2 separate regions of the Mus musculus genome follow, and region 2 is linked to region 1. Evidence: chromatin loops called from intact Hi-C (ENCODE). Cell type or tissue: heart. All regions are shown on one strand. Links, peaks and the distances in the headings refer to the core of each region. The heading gives the core; the rest is flanking DNA. Region 1 holds the start of Fam162a (family with sequence similarity 162, member A). Region 2 holds the start of Dtx3l (deltex 3-like, E3 ubiquitin ligase).

What was found. A loop is a pair of places that touch in the nucleus more often than their neighbours do. Peaks named below come from ENCODE experiments on the same cell type or tissue, not always from the same donor. Only the 100,000 strongest peaks of a DNase experiment are listed, where the experiment ranks them.
Region 2: it touches region 1 in a loop (2.7-fold over the local background); 1 of 42 quality-filtered maps calls a loop at or near these places.

The regions. Positions count from the first base shown.
Region 1 is chr16:36,068,463-36,076,102 of GRCm38, forward strand. It overlaps Fam162a (family with sequence similarity 162, member A), which reads right to left and starts at 3,099. Exons shown (of 5, transcript NM_027342.2): 1 at 3,008-3,099. The coding sequence starts at 3,041. It overlaps Ccdc58 (coiled-coil domain containing 58), which reads left to right and starts at 3,198. Exons shown (of 5, transcript NM_198645.2): 1 at 3,198-3,675. The coding sequence starts at 3,625. In heart, for the core only: a CTCF peak has its summit at 3,057; DNase peaks (open chromatin) are centred at 3,169 and 3,589; H3K4me3 peaks cover 2,500 bases; H3K27ac peaks cover 2,500 bases.
Region 2 is chr16:35,935,934-35,943,573 of GRCm38, forward strand. Dtx3l (deltex 3-like, E3 ubiquitin ligase) reads right to left here and starts at 3,094. Exons shown (of 5, transcript NM_001013371.2): 1 at 2,761-3,094; 2 at 444-694. The coding sequence starts at 2,944. It overlaps Parp9 (poly (ADP-ribose) polymerase family, member 9), which reads left to right and starts at 2,537. Exons shown (of 11, transcript NM_030253.3): 1 at 2,537-3,127; 2 at 5,100-5,202; 3 at 7,436-7,469. The coding sequence starts at 5,188. In heart, for the core only: a CTCF peak has its summit at 4,038 (motif pointing left); DNase peaks (open chromatin) are centred at 2,608, 2,908 and 3,938; H3K4me3 peaks cover 1,578 bases; H3K27ac peaks cover 1,150 bases.

The DNA of each region.
Region 1 (7,640 bases), core at 1,878-4,377:
ATGCCGTATGTTTCCTCCTGCAGCCAGGGTGGCGGTGCACACTGACATCCCAGTGCTCAGAGGCTGAGGGTTCCAGGACAGCTGGGTAAGTAATGAGGCACTGGCAAGAAGCCAAAAGCAGTACTAAGTTCCTTCATCTGCATACATTAAGGGACTAGATGACTTCTCAAATACTGCTTGGCTTCAGTGCTCTGGGATATGGGTTAGACAGGGGAAGCCCATGGTTTCTGCACTGGTGACAGCCATGAAAAGGTCACTGTAAAAGCTGACAAGTCAATGGAGCACAGGGCAACAGAACTTCTTCAAGGTACGAAGAATACTATGTAAGTCTATTCATTCTTCTGACTCAATCACCCTACTGAAAGCTACAATGTCTTGGAGCCGAGGAGATGGATCAGTGGATAAGTCTGACTCCTCTACCCTTACGTAAGGAGCCAGGTGTGGCTCCTTAGTGCTGTAAGGAACAGCGCGGTGAGGGGTGGAGACCTGAGGATCTCTGGGTTTGCTGGCTGCCAGCCTAGTTCCAGGCTCAGTGAGGGAATAAAGTAGGGTGATGGAGCAGGAAACCCATGTCCTTCTTGGGCCTTCACCCGGGCACAAAATGTGTACACAGACTCCACATACAACACACATCTAAATAAAGATACAATATCTTAAAAGTTGTATCTATTTTATTCAGCTTTCAGGAGAAAAGAGATGTGAAAACTTACCTTATATTTGCTTAATCCAAGATATTTCCTAGAGTCCTTCCATCGAAACAATATGTACTAACAGATACTTGTAAGAGCTGAGAACTTAGTAACTCTATGGCAAAGCTAATCTTGATGCTAATGGAAGTCATGGCAGGGTGGGTGAGAAGCTAGTTAGCCTCGGAGTCTTAACAGTTGTGCTTCTTAAGAGAACCGGCACTGCTGGGATATGGACGTTAAGCCTCGGTCCCTCTTCCTAGTACATGATCATAAACGTCAGAACATGATTTCAGAAGCTCACAAGACCTCTCACCTGTAGCAATTCTGTAACAACTTTGACCTGCATCTATCTACAACTACATTCATGCAACAAGCAACTAAAGCCCATAAACCCTCTAGGCTGTTTGCGAAGGGAGTCCACCCAGGAGTTCCAAAGGAAGCGGTTACGCACAGCTCCACTGCTTAAATTGAGGACCTTATTCTGAATAGTATTCTGAATAAGAAAACAATGCCTAGATTACATTTCTAATTGAGCTGCCACACACTTGGTCAATGTTATTTATCAAATCGCAGTTGGTTCTTGAAAGTCCATTTGTGTATGAAAGTGTATGTCCACCTCACAAACACATCTGCATTTCACCTTAAGGAGCCCCAGCTGCACCGGGGAGGGTATCTGTGAGACCAGCCTGGTCCACATAGTGAGGTCCATGGCAGCCGGAGCTACATAGTGAATGTCCCAAAAGAAAACAAAAAAGCTCCATCTGGCTATAAGATGGTTAACTTACACATGCGCATATTCCAGCAGCAGCATCAACAGCAGCAAGGAACTCGGATAACACAAACTCACTGCCCTCCTTTGGTGCTGACTTTTATCACCAGGTGGTGCTACACAAGTTATTTAGCCCTGTGATTTATGTTTATTTATAAAGACAGGAGGGAATAAGATTCAAGGGGGGCGCTGTAGAAATCAGATAATGTAAATCAGAAAGCGCTTTTATTAATAAAATAGGTAAAAGTAAAAGAAATCACTGGAAGGTGCTCACAACACACCAGACACTCACAGATCACCTGGCAGTCGTTGCCCATAACATCCTTGGTGTGCTATTAAAACATTCCCCATCGGAAGTAAAATTGTTGTTAAATTGTGCAAGGAAGTCTGTCTTGGTTAGAGGCCCAGCAGAGAAGTTCCAAAACATCAGAAATCTTCCAAGACACTTTAGCTTTCCATGACGTGTGCTACAGTCTAGAAAAGTAACTACTGCCAGTGTTTAAGTGACTTTCACATAACTCACAGGTTGCTGATTCTTTTGCTTGCTCTTTTGAAAACTTTGTAATACTTAATAAACATGCACATCGAGATTTTAGATGATTAGATCTTAACTGATACAAATCAAAACCAGTAAAAGAATGAGTGCTTTTTCTCTTTCTCCGTTTTCTTTCTAGAGCAGAGTGGGTGTGAGTTTTTAAGGGTGTAAGCAATGCTGACCCATTGAAAGGTCTTTCAGTCGGTAAAATCTAACCTCTTCACCGGCTACTCTTTACGCAACTATTCTCCATGTACTATTTTTTTTTTTTTGCATTGCTTCAATTACATTTACAATATACATTACTCCAATAACAAAACGTGGAGCTATTCTTTCTCTAAAAATTTAACAACTCTGTAGTAATTTGATGCCATGGAACAAAGGATAGATCATGAAAGTTCATAAAGATGATCAAAAGGTAAGCTACCCTCTAAAGACCCTCAAGATACAAGCTGCAAACTCTCTGATTTCTCAACTTGATAATTCAAGGCTCTCTAGATTTCCCCGAGGCGGGATACGTTCACGTTACCAGACTCCAAAACACTCAACCGCTCCAATGTTTACTGAGAAAACAGGCTATAGACCTTACGTTATTAGCATAACACTTTCCCCTAAGAGAGTCCCGGCACTTACCGCACTATTGTTTAAAAGTATGTACTACCACCCACAACTTAAGGCAACAATTACTCGTATTCTGTGAGATCTTTGAGTCCCTCACCTAAAGAGGGAGGGACAAGTAGGAAGGCACAAGTAGAATAACGGATAGGAGAAAGTCAGGGTGGAAAGCATTACTTCCGTGGATAACTCTTAATAGGAGCTCACAGGAGGATGGGGACCAGGTGGAGGCATCAAGGCACTAACTTAAGATGGGAGCTGCGTGAATGAGCGCCAGATACCAGGGTCTCGGCCAGCCCCCCGCGTCTGCTAAGGCGCTGCGGTCCTCACACGGTTGCAGTAAGCAGGACACCCCCACCGGCGATGCCCCCTCCTGCCGCCCGCAGACCCGCGTCTCACCAGCCGCCAGGCGCAGGCCGCCGAGGCTCCACATGGCCACCCGCTCCGCCGACGCACAGCACCCCACGGCGGCCGCGGCGCTGGCGCTCAATGTCACCAAGGGCCCGCGTGGGGAGGGCGCTGGCGGGGTGGGCGGGGCGTGCCGGCGTGACGCAGCGGGCGTGCGGGACGTGCGCGACGAGCGGAGGATGCGGCCAAACGCCCTGCCTGCCCGGGCATGATGAAGGCGGAGGAGGGAGGGCGATGTCTGCCAACTGCGAAGCGCTGAGTAGTGTTTTAGGACTGTGCAAGCGAGTCACACACGCGGAGGGACTCGGGACCAGGGCCCTATGGCGTCCGGGCTTCGGGAATGCCCGAAGGAAGCCTGCTTTCCACTTAGCTATGTTTTTAAAAACATCTAGTCATTCTCACCGCTTGCCCACCCTCACCTCCCCAAACGCCGTTAGTTTCTCGACGCTTCTTCGAGGGGCTCATCCCTCATTAGCAACCCGATGCTCTAGGCTTAGCGAGAGGAAAGGCAACCGCCCGGGCTCACGGTATTTGCTGTCAGGCAGCACCGCGGACACCTCTGCTCCACGGTGATTGGTCGGCTGCGGGGGTCCTCGTGTTCGTTCAATATGGCGGCGCCCAGTGGCAGTGTGAACTGTGAAGAGTTCGCCGAGTTCCAGGTGATGAGGTTTTCCACACGTGGCAAGCTTGTCCAGCCTTTTGTCCCCACGTCCCAGTCGGTGCTTTGGTCCGGGAAGGGAGGATAGACAAACTGTAGGAAAAGCAAGTTGCTCAGAGCTTTTTATAGGGGAGCCTTTGGAGGTCATGGGGGCTGGGGGTGGCCTTGGAAAGCGGAGGTGCTCAGCGTAGGAGGTGCCGGAGGCTCACCGGGTCATTCTGGAGCGGTCAGGCCGAGCTCTGAAGCTGTGGGTAGGGATAGTTAATAGTTCAGTAGTTCTCCGAACTTCATTCCCAGCTTCTACCAAAACTCCCCTACTTCTAAGTTGAGATTTTGTGGGAGAGAAAAAGTGAAAGAGACCTTGTGTACTTGATAAAGTATTTGGCATAGTGCCTTTTTATGTGTGTGGTGCGATACAATGAATATTTGGAAGCTTGGGGGAGGGTTAAGTCAAATACTTGGTCTGTGCTATCGCCTTCTTGATCCCGAGAGAAGGTGTAACACTTAAGTCAAATATGTGTCTTTTTTGGTACTAAAAATTTCAAAGGTTGAATAGTTAACCAAGAATTCAAGAATAACGATCCGGATGTTGATCAATTCACAATGATGGTTCTGCTATTAAATTAGAGTTGAAGCTAAACAAAAAAACAAAAAAACAAAAAAACATGACCTTTAAAAGTGTATTTTAAGTAGAGATAGTAAAATTTGTTAAACATGTCATTTCCCTATCTGTAGTAACCGTAATACTTTGAGTAGCTTGTAGGTAGTGGTATTCTTGAAGATAACCTCACCAAATTGATTTATTTGGTAAATAATTAGGCCAAAAGTATTTTTTTAACATTTATTTTTATGGGCATCGGTGTTTTGTGGGCATGTATTTCTGTGCACCACATCTGTGCATTAGCTGCAGAGGCCAAAAGAGGGCATTGTATCTCTTAGGACTGAAGTTACAAACTTTTGCAAGTTGCCATATGGGTGCTAGGAATTGAACCTGAGTCCTCTGCAAGAACAGACAGATACTCTTATCCACTGAACCATCATCTCTCCAGCCCCTTGGCCAAAAGACCTAATGAATCTGTGAGTTTAAAAAAAAAAAAAATCAAAAGATTTGTTTACCCAGAACCAGTCTTAGCATATGTTTTAATTTTGTAAATAGGCATTAATTTTTGTTCCCACTCCTTCACAGATAGAACCAGAACATACATGAAGGTACTGTAACAATGTAAAACATTACTATGGCATTTACATTTAGATGAATTTGGTAAAATTATGAAAAACATGGTTGACTGGAATTCTCACAAATTACTAAACAAAATTAATATTCTCAAGAGTTGTTAGATCACTTTGTATGTAGGTATCCTAACCAAGAAAACCAAACAAACCAACCAACCAACCAAACAAACAAACAAAAAAAAGGGTTTTTAAAGTCACTTGAAACAAATGAGTGCTTTTAAATATGCTGCATGCAAATTGAATGAAGTTCCGGACTTGTTTACTATTTGGAGGGTTATATTTTGCATATGATGCAGGGCACAGGTATTTACAAATGCTCCTCCTAGTTTCATGGACATATTCTTAAGGCAGACTTATGTCAACATCAAAATTGATCCTTTTATTTTCAAAAGTTTTCTCATGGGCTTTCCTATGCAATCCCTGTCACTTTCTGTCAAGTTCCAACTATTAGTAATTCTTAATGTTGTTTTCACACAACTATGTATTTTAAGCTTAAAAGGTTTTTAAAGAGTTTTGAACTTTTTGCATTCCCCTTCATTGTAGCATTCCCAGAAAACATCCTATTTCCAAAGCTAAATAGAATTTTTTAAAAAGTTTAAAATTGGATGCTTCAAATCTCATTTTAACATATAATCAACAATTTACTGGGTACATTTTTTATTTTTTGGTTTTTTGAGACAGGCTTTCTCTGTGTAGCCCTGGCTGTCCTGGAATACTCTCACTCTGTAGACCAGGCTGGCCTTGAACTCAGAAATTCTCCTGCCTCTGCCTCCCAAGTGCTGGGACTAAAGGCATATGCCACCACGCCCAGCTATTGGGTACATTTTTAGCCTGTTCATGCAGCCGTAACTAAATACTACAGTCCTAAGTGACTTAAACAGCAGAAATGTGGTTTCTTAAAGTCCTGGAAGCCAGAATTCCAAGATTAGGGTTGTGTTGGGGTTGGCTTCTGGTGAGGTCTTTTCCTGGCATGCAGGCTGTTTTCTCACTGTGTGTTCACACCTTTCCTCTGCAGTTGGAGCAATGTCACTCATATCTCTTCCTCTTCCAATGAGGACCCCAGTTGTGGCAGATTAGGGTTCCTGCCCTGCTGACCTCCATTTGTGTATCTGTTTGTGTATGTATGTATTTGACAAGATCTCACTATGTTGTGGAGGCTGGCCCCGGTAACCCTGGTTCAAGAAGTCCTGCCACTGCCTCTCAAGTAGCTGAAACTGTATTTTGGGTGCCTGGTTGTGACCTCCATTTAACTTTCATTCCCAAAAGCCTTGCCTACAAGGACTTGGGACTTTCCCATGCACTTCAGGGTGAACAGTTTGGTCACTACCAGTATCCTCCAGCTCCCAGGCTCTGGGAGATACTATGGTGGACAGGGTATGAGATGCGGAGCTTTAAGTGAGGATTTAAACATGAAGACGAACGACTCTGGAGCTAGTGTGGGAGAGCTCAAAAAGAAAGAAAATGAGGTCATAATTGAGTTGAGCCTTAGATAATACCAGTTGAATTCTAGGCAGAGTTAATTGCACACAGGCAAAATGTTTCCTGTACAGTCATGCATTGCTTAATAATGGGGATATATTCTGAGAAATGTCTTACAAGTGATTTTATGTTGTGCAAATATGAACAGTAATTAAACCTTATCTAGGTTTAAGCCAATCCCTGTCATGGCCTCATGATGCAATTGGGATGCAGTAAACAGGAGATCTATGAAGCTGCTCTAAGTAGAAGGAAAATATGCTAAAGTAATGATGGAAGGAATAGCATGATAAATACATAAACCAGTAACCGTCATTTATTACCATTGTCAGGTACACTCTGTACATGGTGATATCTGATACACTTCTGACTGTAAGCACAGTGTATTTTTTTATTACCAGCATTACAAAAACTTGAAAATTTTGACTCTTAGGGAAACACAGTCAAGGGCTGGTCAAGAAAAACACGTGCTGGGCATGGTAGCTCACAACTTTAATCTCAGCACTTAGGAGTCAAGGGCATGTGGGACTTGTGATTTTTGCAGCTTTAGGGTAAGTCTCATTAGTCACTTTTGTGTCCTCTTTTGAATTTAGAATCTAAGCTCTAAGGACTTGGCATGGCATGTGGGTATCCCTAGGCCGGGCAGTGGTGGTACATGCCTTTAACTGGGAGGCAGAGGCAGCTGTATCTCTGTGAATTCGAGGGCAGTCTGCTCTACATTGTAAGTTCTAGCGCAGCCAAGTTTATACACAGAGAAACCTGTCTTGGAAAACACAACCAAAATCTTAAAATGCCTAGACGAAGTCTTCCAAAAGCTTCTCTCCCAGCCCTGTCCATATCTAGCATGTATTTGAACTCTCTGCCCTGTTACTCCTAACTTTCCTCAGCACAAGCTCCTGTTTCCCATGCTTCCTCCCTGCGTCCGTCACTCACTTAGAAGTACCTTTCCCTTCTCCCCAGCTGAGACCCAGGTCATGTTTCTCTTGGACAGAATCAACTCACTATTTCTTTCCAGAGTGGGTTTCTGAATTTCTATTAGAAATATTTATTTGGGTGTACACAATTGATTTTGAGCTGACTTTACACTACCCAGCCTTTGTCCTAGGCCCTTCTGGAATTGACATAAGGGCTCGATGCTTCTTCCACTGTAAGGAAATGGGCCTGGTGAGAGATTTAGCCTTTTTTTTTGTAATCTACCTATGAAATTTAACAATAACTTATAATTCTCAACAATCCTGGAACAAGTGTGCATCAGTA
Region 2 (7,640 bases), core at 2,529-5,028, 130 kb before region 1:
GCACAGGAGCCTTATGACCCCCACCTCCACCACTCGAGGCAGTCTTGTAGCCTGGTGGCTAGATCACAAGTTAAACTTCCTCTCTCCTTAAAAGGACATGTCCAGCAAGCAAGCACCTGGAATTCCTCTTCACACAAATAAAGCATTCCCCAGCATCTATGCCCCCAGCCAATGATGACACTCACCTCCGAAACCCCTACCCACTTCCGCAGGTTTATATAGCCCCTGTTCACCCCAATAAAGAGGGAGGTTTCCCTGAAAACCATGTCCAGAGAAGGCTGTTTCTCCCTAACTCAGGCTGGCTGAGATCTTGCTAATCCACCTGTACCAACTAAGCTTCATTCCTCCCTGTACAGTCCGGGGTGCACAAGGCTGCCCGAAAACACCGAGGGGAAGGGAGGAGCAGATGCCAGGGCAGCATCAGCTCCTCTGTCAACACTCACCTTTTGGACAACTGAGTCAACAGAGTTAGAAACGAGCCCGTCCTGGGGATGTATGTCATCACAAAGTGCTTCATCCAGAGACCCCGTCAAGGACGGAGGTCTGGAGCTTGGTGTCTCCACTGGCTGTGTCAAGGATGGGAGTCTGGGTCTCAGGTCCTCTACTGGCTTTTTAGTAGTTTCCAGGACAATGGTCACAGGTTTGTTATGGACCAACATCTCGTGTTCGCTCTTTTTCAACACTTTCTCCTTATCTTCAGGGGAGACATTAAACATACACATTCACACAGAAATAAGAGAGAATTTACATAGCTGATCCTCAGTATCCCTGTAGGTTGATTCTAGAAACGTCTGAGCATGCTACCTCCAGAGATGTCCCTAATAAGCTTAGGACTTTCACATAAGCTACCCATGTTCTCACATATGCTTTTTAGTTGTTCATTTTTTTGTTTTGTTTTATTTTTTGTTTTTGAGACCTTAGGTAGTCCTGGCTGTCCTGAAACTCCTGGTGTAGACCAGGGTGGCCTTGAACTCACAGAGATCTGCCTGCCCCTGCCTCCAGAGTGCTACAATTAAAGGCATGTGCCACTACTATAAATGCATTGGTTCGCCTTCCATAGACTTTATTTGAATAAACCATAGGGTATGGGACTGTTGTGTAAATTTTCTCAAGACTGAAACATTCCACCCTGCAAAGAAGTTCCTTAAGCAAGAAGGTAAACAACTCAAAATAGCTTCAGGAAATCCCAGAAACTGACCAGACTCATAGGCCCCTCCCTGAATGAATAAACAATAGAGACTGTTGGGAAGAGTCCTCCTGAGACTCCCAGAACAGAGCTGCTGTGAGGACTCATTAAAGGTCTGCATAGGAGACTCTTAGACAAAACAAGCTGTGAAGAAAACTTAAACCACCAGAGAAGCTGCCTGCAGGAAGTGAACTCTAAGCTCCACTTAGGAGGAAGTTTAGACCAACTGAGCCACCTGGAAAGAACACTCCCTAACCTATTGAGCTGCCTGTAGGTGTGCAGTGAGCTCCAGGTTCCCAGCTTTGTGAGCTGTCACCCATGCTAGGTGGGCTTTGGTGATGCAGTTGCCTTTGAGTCGTTTCCCATATTCCTGTAAGTAAATCCAATAACCAATACCAATGCAATAAGTAATGCATTGGTTCACCAAGTTGGCCCTTGGTGGTATCTGTTGTAGGCTCCTGGTCAAATGCATACAGAGGACCTGAACAGTTATTTCTGGCATTCTGGAATAGCAGGCTGGTGATAGGAGAAGCTAATCAGAACTCTAAAGAAGGGAGCTTAAGTTTTAGCATAGGAATATAATTTGGTTATTAGAAATCACATTTCTAGTCTGGGCATGCTGGTACACACTCACAATCTAGCACTTAAATGGTAGTGGTAGGGGTAGGGGTATTATGAGTTCAAGGCCAACCAATGGCACATGGCAAGATCCTGTCTCAAAGGGGTGGTGGTGGGGAAACCTATGTTTTGTAATGGTTTTGAATCTCTCATTTCAATGACATTGAATAATGGTTATTGTATAGTTAAATGGTGAAACCCCCGGCCCCCCAAAAGAAACAAGATCAAAAAGTTTAGAATGTATATTCATTTGCTGACTCTCAGAAAAGAATGCATGAAAATGCCCCCATTGAGGACATTAGTGTGGCACCACCTGCCTTTAATCCCAGTAGAGGAAGGAGGATCTCTGCGAGTTTGAGGTCAGCCTATGGAGCTAGTTCCAGGACAGACAAGGATACAAGGAATAACCCTGTCTCTAAAATCAACCAAACACACACACACACACACACACACACACACACACACACACACACACACCAAAAACCAAAACCAAAACCAAACCAAACCCCACCAAACTATCTTCAGATAATTTTTCTTTGACTTTCCTCTTTAAAGTCATATATTACTTTTGTAGTCCTTAAAAATAAGTCAACGGAATCTTTATTTACAACATTAAAATGGCTTGGAGTCGAGATCGGTGGTGGAGCACTTGCCTAGCGTGCACAAGGTTCTGGATTTCCTCCTCAATCCCAACCCCCACACTTTGTTTCTTCTCTCAACTGGGTCTGCTGGGAAATTCTCAGATGGAGTCGAACCGCGACCTCATCAGCGGCTGGACTCATACGAGGCTCTCTCCGCCACTGTGGGATGGAGGGAGTCTGTGGACCGCACTCTCCCACAGACAGAGAGCCACACTCGCGTGGGCTCTCGTCGGAAGCATGCAGGGATCGGTTTGGAAACCTGCTGGTTCTACCCTTGCACCCGAGCCTTGCCCTGTTTCCCCTGCCCCGGCTCACCTGCTTTTTTTAGGAACTTCACCTCGTAGGTGTCCGGGGCGCTGGGGCCCACGGGCTGGACAGAGCACTCCCCACCTCCCGAGGCCCGGCTCTGGAAGTATATCTCGAGCTTCCTGTGCGCCTTGGGGATGGACTCCCGCAGCCGTACGAGTAGCGGGGACGGCGGGTCGGGACTGGAAGCCATGGCTATCCGCGTCTGGCTCGTTTGGGGCTCAGGGGCGCTGCACAGACAGGGAAGAGCAAAGGCGAGCCCTGCCCTAAAGACCCGAGAGGCAAAGTTTCAGTTTCGATTCCCCAGAAGGTCCCTCCTTGTTCTCCGCAGAGCCGCCGCCTGTCTTGCTCTGCCATCTCTCAGAGCCATCACCCGGTGAGTAGTTCGCACGCTCGGCGGTGGGCGCTCAGAGGAAGTTTCCCTACGGTGGCAGGTCGCCCTTCTATTCTTGCAGGATCGGAAGTTTGGCGGGAACCCGGATCCCAGGTTCAGGCCTCTCAAGGGTGGAGCGGAATAGAGGGGTAAAGAGTTTCACCTGTTTGTACTTTTTGAAATGATTGTTGTAACTAGTATTTACTGAGATGCGGTTCTGATTTCAAGTGGAGAGAGTTTACCTGCTTGGTGACCTGTACTTTTCCTGTTAGCTGGGCACCTTAGGGATTTTCTGCTCGAGGGCCTTAAGTTAGCGAATAGCACAGATCGGCTTGCTTCCCTGAGTCCCTAGAGAGGGAGGTAACGAGGAACTGAGCACAGAAGCAGTCAGTACCTGTGAACAAAGCAAAAGCCAAAGAGCAGGTTTCAAGAGGTATCTTAAGGGGTTGGGGGAGGGGAGGAAAGTATTCTAGGCTGGGACAGCAGTAGCCTAAAGTCCAGAGGGCTGGGTTCCAGGCCAGGGAGAGGAAGAGGAAGGGTCTGTAAGATCTATAGCGTCAACAGAAATAAAGTGGGGATTATGTGTGTTAATTCTAAAGGTTAACACCATAGTTTAGCTCATAGGTGATGGTTAATCTTGGTTGTCATTTTGACTGCGTCTGGAATCAGCTAAAACCCCAGCTAGCTGGGTAGTGCTTGTGAGCGATTTTCTTGATTGGGTCTTTTGAGACTGGAAGACCCGCCCTAAATCTGGGTCACGCGTCCTGGTAGCAGCCTATATAAAAGGACAAGGAAAAAGGAAGTTTTGCTTTTGGCCTGCTTGCCTCAAGACAGACAAGTGCACCCCAAAGCAACCTCTCAGCTGCAGCCTCCAAGGAACCTTAGAGGTCTTTCTTGTGTGAAAGCAATACTGCCCTCTGCAGGCTCCCCGGATCCTGTCCGGCCAGTTTGGGGTTAGTATTCGAGTGACTCCTGGATGGGCATGGCCAGCTGTGCTCTCGTGTTGTACAGTGTTTTTCTACTGCAAAGACATTACAGATCATCCCAGAGACTATTGTAAGTGTTAGTCATGAGTCTAACATTTCATAATTTTAGTTTTTAGGCTACTAGGTTAAAATCATGAGAAAGTGCGATTTCCCAGAGCTTCAGATTTTTATCCAGACATCCTTAGGTCAGAGTTGTTTATCACAGATTCAGAACACAGCCCGTGCAGGTTCAAGCAGTTTCCTCAGTCTTCACACGCCCGGTGGGACGCACCACTGTTGAGAAGGCTGCTCCTTAGGTGGTTTGCCTGGTCTCAGCACTTTGTTACCATTTTCTAAGTGTACCAACACCTTCAAGACCTCACTTCTGTAAAGCGTTTCCTATTCCAGCCCCTCCAGCCCCCCCCCCCCCCACTCCAACTAAAATTCCCTGAAGGTAAACAGTATTAATGCTATAATCACATGGTCATCCTCACCATTGACATGAAAAACTCTAAACAGCAGAATTTTCTTTCAGGTCTCCTATGGTTTATTTCTTCTTCTTCTTCTTCTTCTTCTTCTTCTTCTTCTTCTTCTTCTTCTTCTTCTTCTCCTTCTCCTTCTCCTTCTCCTCCTCCTCCTCCTCCTCCTCCTCCTCCTCCTCCTCCTCCTCCTTCTTCTTTTTTTCCCAAACAGGGTCTTTTTTTTTCTGTGTAGTCCTGGCTGTCATAGAACTTGTAGACCAGGCTGGCCTCAAACTCAGCTGTCTCTGTCTCCCAGCAATGGGATCAAAAGCGTCAGCCTCCTATGTTGTATTCCTAGAAGATCCCCCTTGGCTTTAGTCATTGGTGGCACAAGCCTTTAAAACTAGTATCCAGGTGTCTTCATCTCCATAGCACGTTCCAGACCAGGCAAGAGTAACTTGATGTGACCTTATCTCAAAAACAGTAACCAAAACCCAAGTTGCCTCCGCTTTGGCCAGCTCTTATTGCGTTCTTTCTATCTGTTCCCAGAAACAGGCCACCATCTCCTCGATCTACAGACTACACTTGGAAACACAAACAAATATAAATATCTGAAGACCCACGTGGGACCTGAAGAATGGCCTATTACATGGTAAACCCAGAAATATAAATACTTTTCATCATGAAAAATCCAATTATTACATGAAGGGTTCTCCCCACAACATTAAGAAAGCTGGGGCCTTCAGTTACACCTAGCACCCTCATATGATTTTATACTCTCAGTAGTTACTGCCCTGGTAGAGGTCCTAAGTTTGTTTCCTAGCACTCATGTGGTGGCTCACAATCTTGCCTATAACCTCAGTTCCAGGGGATCTAATTTCCTCTTCTAGTCTTTGTTGACTCTTCTATGCATGTGGTATACACAACTCACGTAGGCTCATACACACACACACACACACACACACACAAACACACACACACAAAGTTTTCTTCTGGGGCCTGAGAGATGACTTAGTGGTTAAGAGCATTAGCTGCTCTTCCAGAGAACCCAGGTTCAATTCCCAGTCCTCACATGAAGATTCTGCTTCCGGGGATCCAGCGCCCTCTTGTGGCCTCCACAGCAAGCATGTGATACGCAAACATGCATGCAGGCAAAACACCCACACGTATAAACTTAAATTACAATTTTAAAAGTTTTTTTCCGAGTTAGAAATGGAAAACTCGAGTATAGTAATATAGTTGAGTATGGGGGCATCCAGTACTCAAGAAGTTAAGGCAGAAAAATCACAACAGGTTCCAGGCTAGCCTGAGTTATGGAGTAAAACCCTATCTCAAATTTCAAAACATAAAAAATTAATAAATAGGGCTGGAGAGATGGCTCAGTGGTTAAGTGCACCGACTGCTCATCCAGAGGTCGTGAGTTCAAATCCCAGCAACTACATGGTGGCTCACAACCATCTGTAATGGGATCTGATGCCCTCTTCTGGTGTGTCTGAAGACAATTACAGTGTACTCATATAAATAAAATAAATCTTAAAAATTAATAAATAATATACTGATATAATTAGCAGAATGAACAAGGTGATGGAAGGCCTTTTTAAAAAAAATATCATCTCCAGGACTAGGACTGTGCACAGATGATAAAGGGCTTACCTACCATGCATACAGCCCTGGGTTCAATTTCCAGTAATGCATAAATTCGGCTTGGTAGTATGTAGTAAGTTTGAGGCTAGCCTAGGCTACGTAAGACCCAGTCTCATGCCACCATATGGTGTGGATTTTCTTTAGTCTTTCAGCAGCTGTCTCTCAGGACAGGGTCAGGAAGTGGGCATGGGGAAAGGCTCCTTTAAGTCGATCTGAAAACTCCCACTTTCTGTTTGTCATGAAATAGGCAACTGGCAGTGAGTGGGTCCTTACAGATGTGGGAGATGCATCTGGAGAGGCTCACAGCCTCATGTGTTCTATTCTGGCCAGAGAAATTCCACACGACTTGAACCCATCTGAGAGCGTTGGTCTGAGACTCACTACGGTTGAGGCCTTTGAGCCTTTTCAGGTGTTAGCCTCCAGCCCTTTCTCTTATTCTGACTTAGAAGTGCATCAGCTAAGCATGGCAGCAGACATAACCTCAGCACTAGGGAGACTGGGGAAAGAGGACTGCTAGGAGTTCAAGGCCAGCCTGGGCTCTAGAGTGACTTCAAAGCCAGCCTGGGCTCTATAGTGAGTTCAAGGCCAGTCTTGGCTCTATAGTGAGTTCAAAGCCAGCTTGGCCTCCATAGTGAGTTCAAAGCCAGCCTGGCCTCCATAGTGAGTTCAAGGCCAGCCCTGGGCTCTATAGTGAGTTCAAAGCCAGCCTGGGCTCTATAGTGAGTTCAAAGCCAGCCTGGGCTCTATAGTGCGTTTGAGGCTAGCCTGGTCTACAGTGTGAAACAAACGAAGTGTATTGACCTCTTTAAGAGGCACAGATAGGCTCAGTATTTGCTGCAGCTTTTAGCGTTTTCAGTGTTTTGGGTACACAGATTAAAAAAACGATAGGACAAGCCTGGCAGCGGTGGTGGCACACGCCTTTAATCCCAGCACTCAGGAGGCAGAGGCAGGCAGATGGCTGAGTTCGAGGACAGCCTGGTCTATCGAGTGAGTTTCAGGGCTACACAGGGAATCCTGTCTTGGGGAAAACAAAAACCAAACAACAATGGAAAAAAAAAACACGACGAAAATATCAACAAACCGAATAATGAATCTAAACAACAAACTAAAAAATTTCCTTCCCCAAACCCTAAACCTGAGAACCTATGCTATTCCTGCTTAGCGGGCGGCGTGTGTGCAATTGGTCATCTCTGCTTTTTGCAGCTTCAGGCTTTTAAAGCAGCTGTTTCATTTCTTCACAGGATACATGGGCGGCAGCTCCCGCCGAAAGACCAGGTATGATCGCCTCTCTCTCCCTCTCATTTAAGAAAGCCTTTGCTGAGCTCTTTCCTCAGCGCAGAAGAGGGCACTCAGAAGGAGACTATCCCCCCCTCAGGGGTTCAGGTGTGTGACTGCAGACGCTGTGGAGATGTGGGCATGTGCTTTGGAAGGGGAATTGCTTCCGAG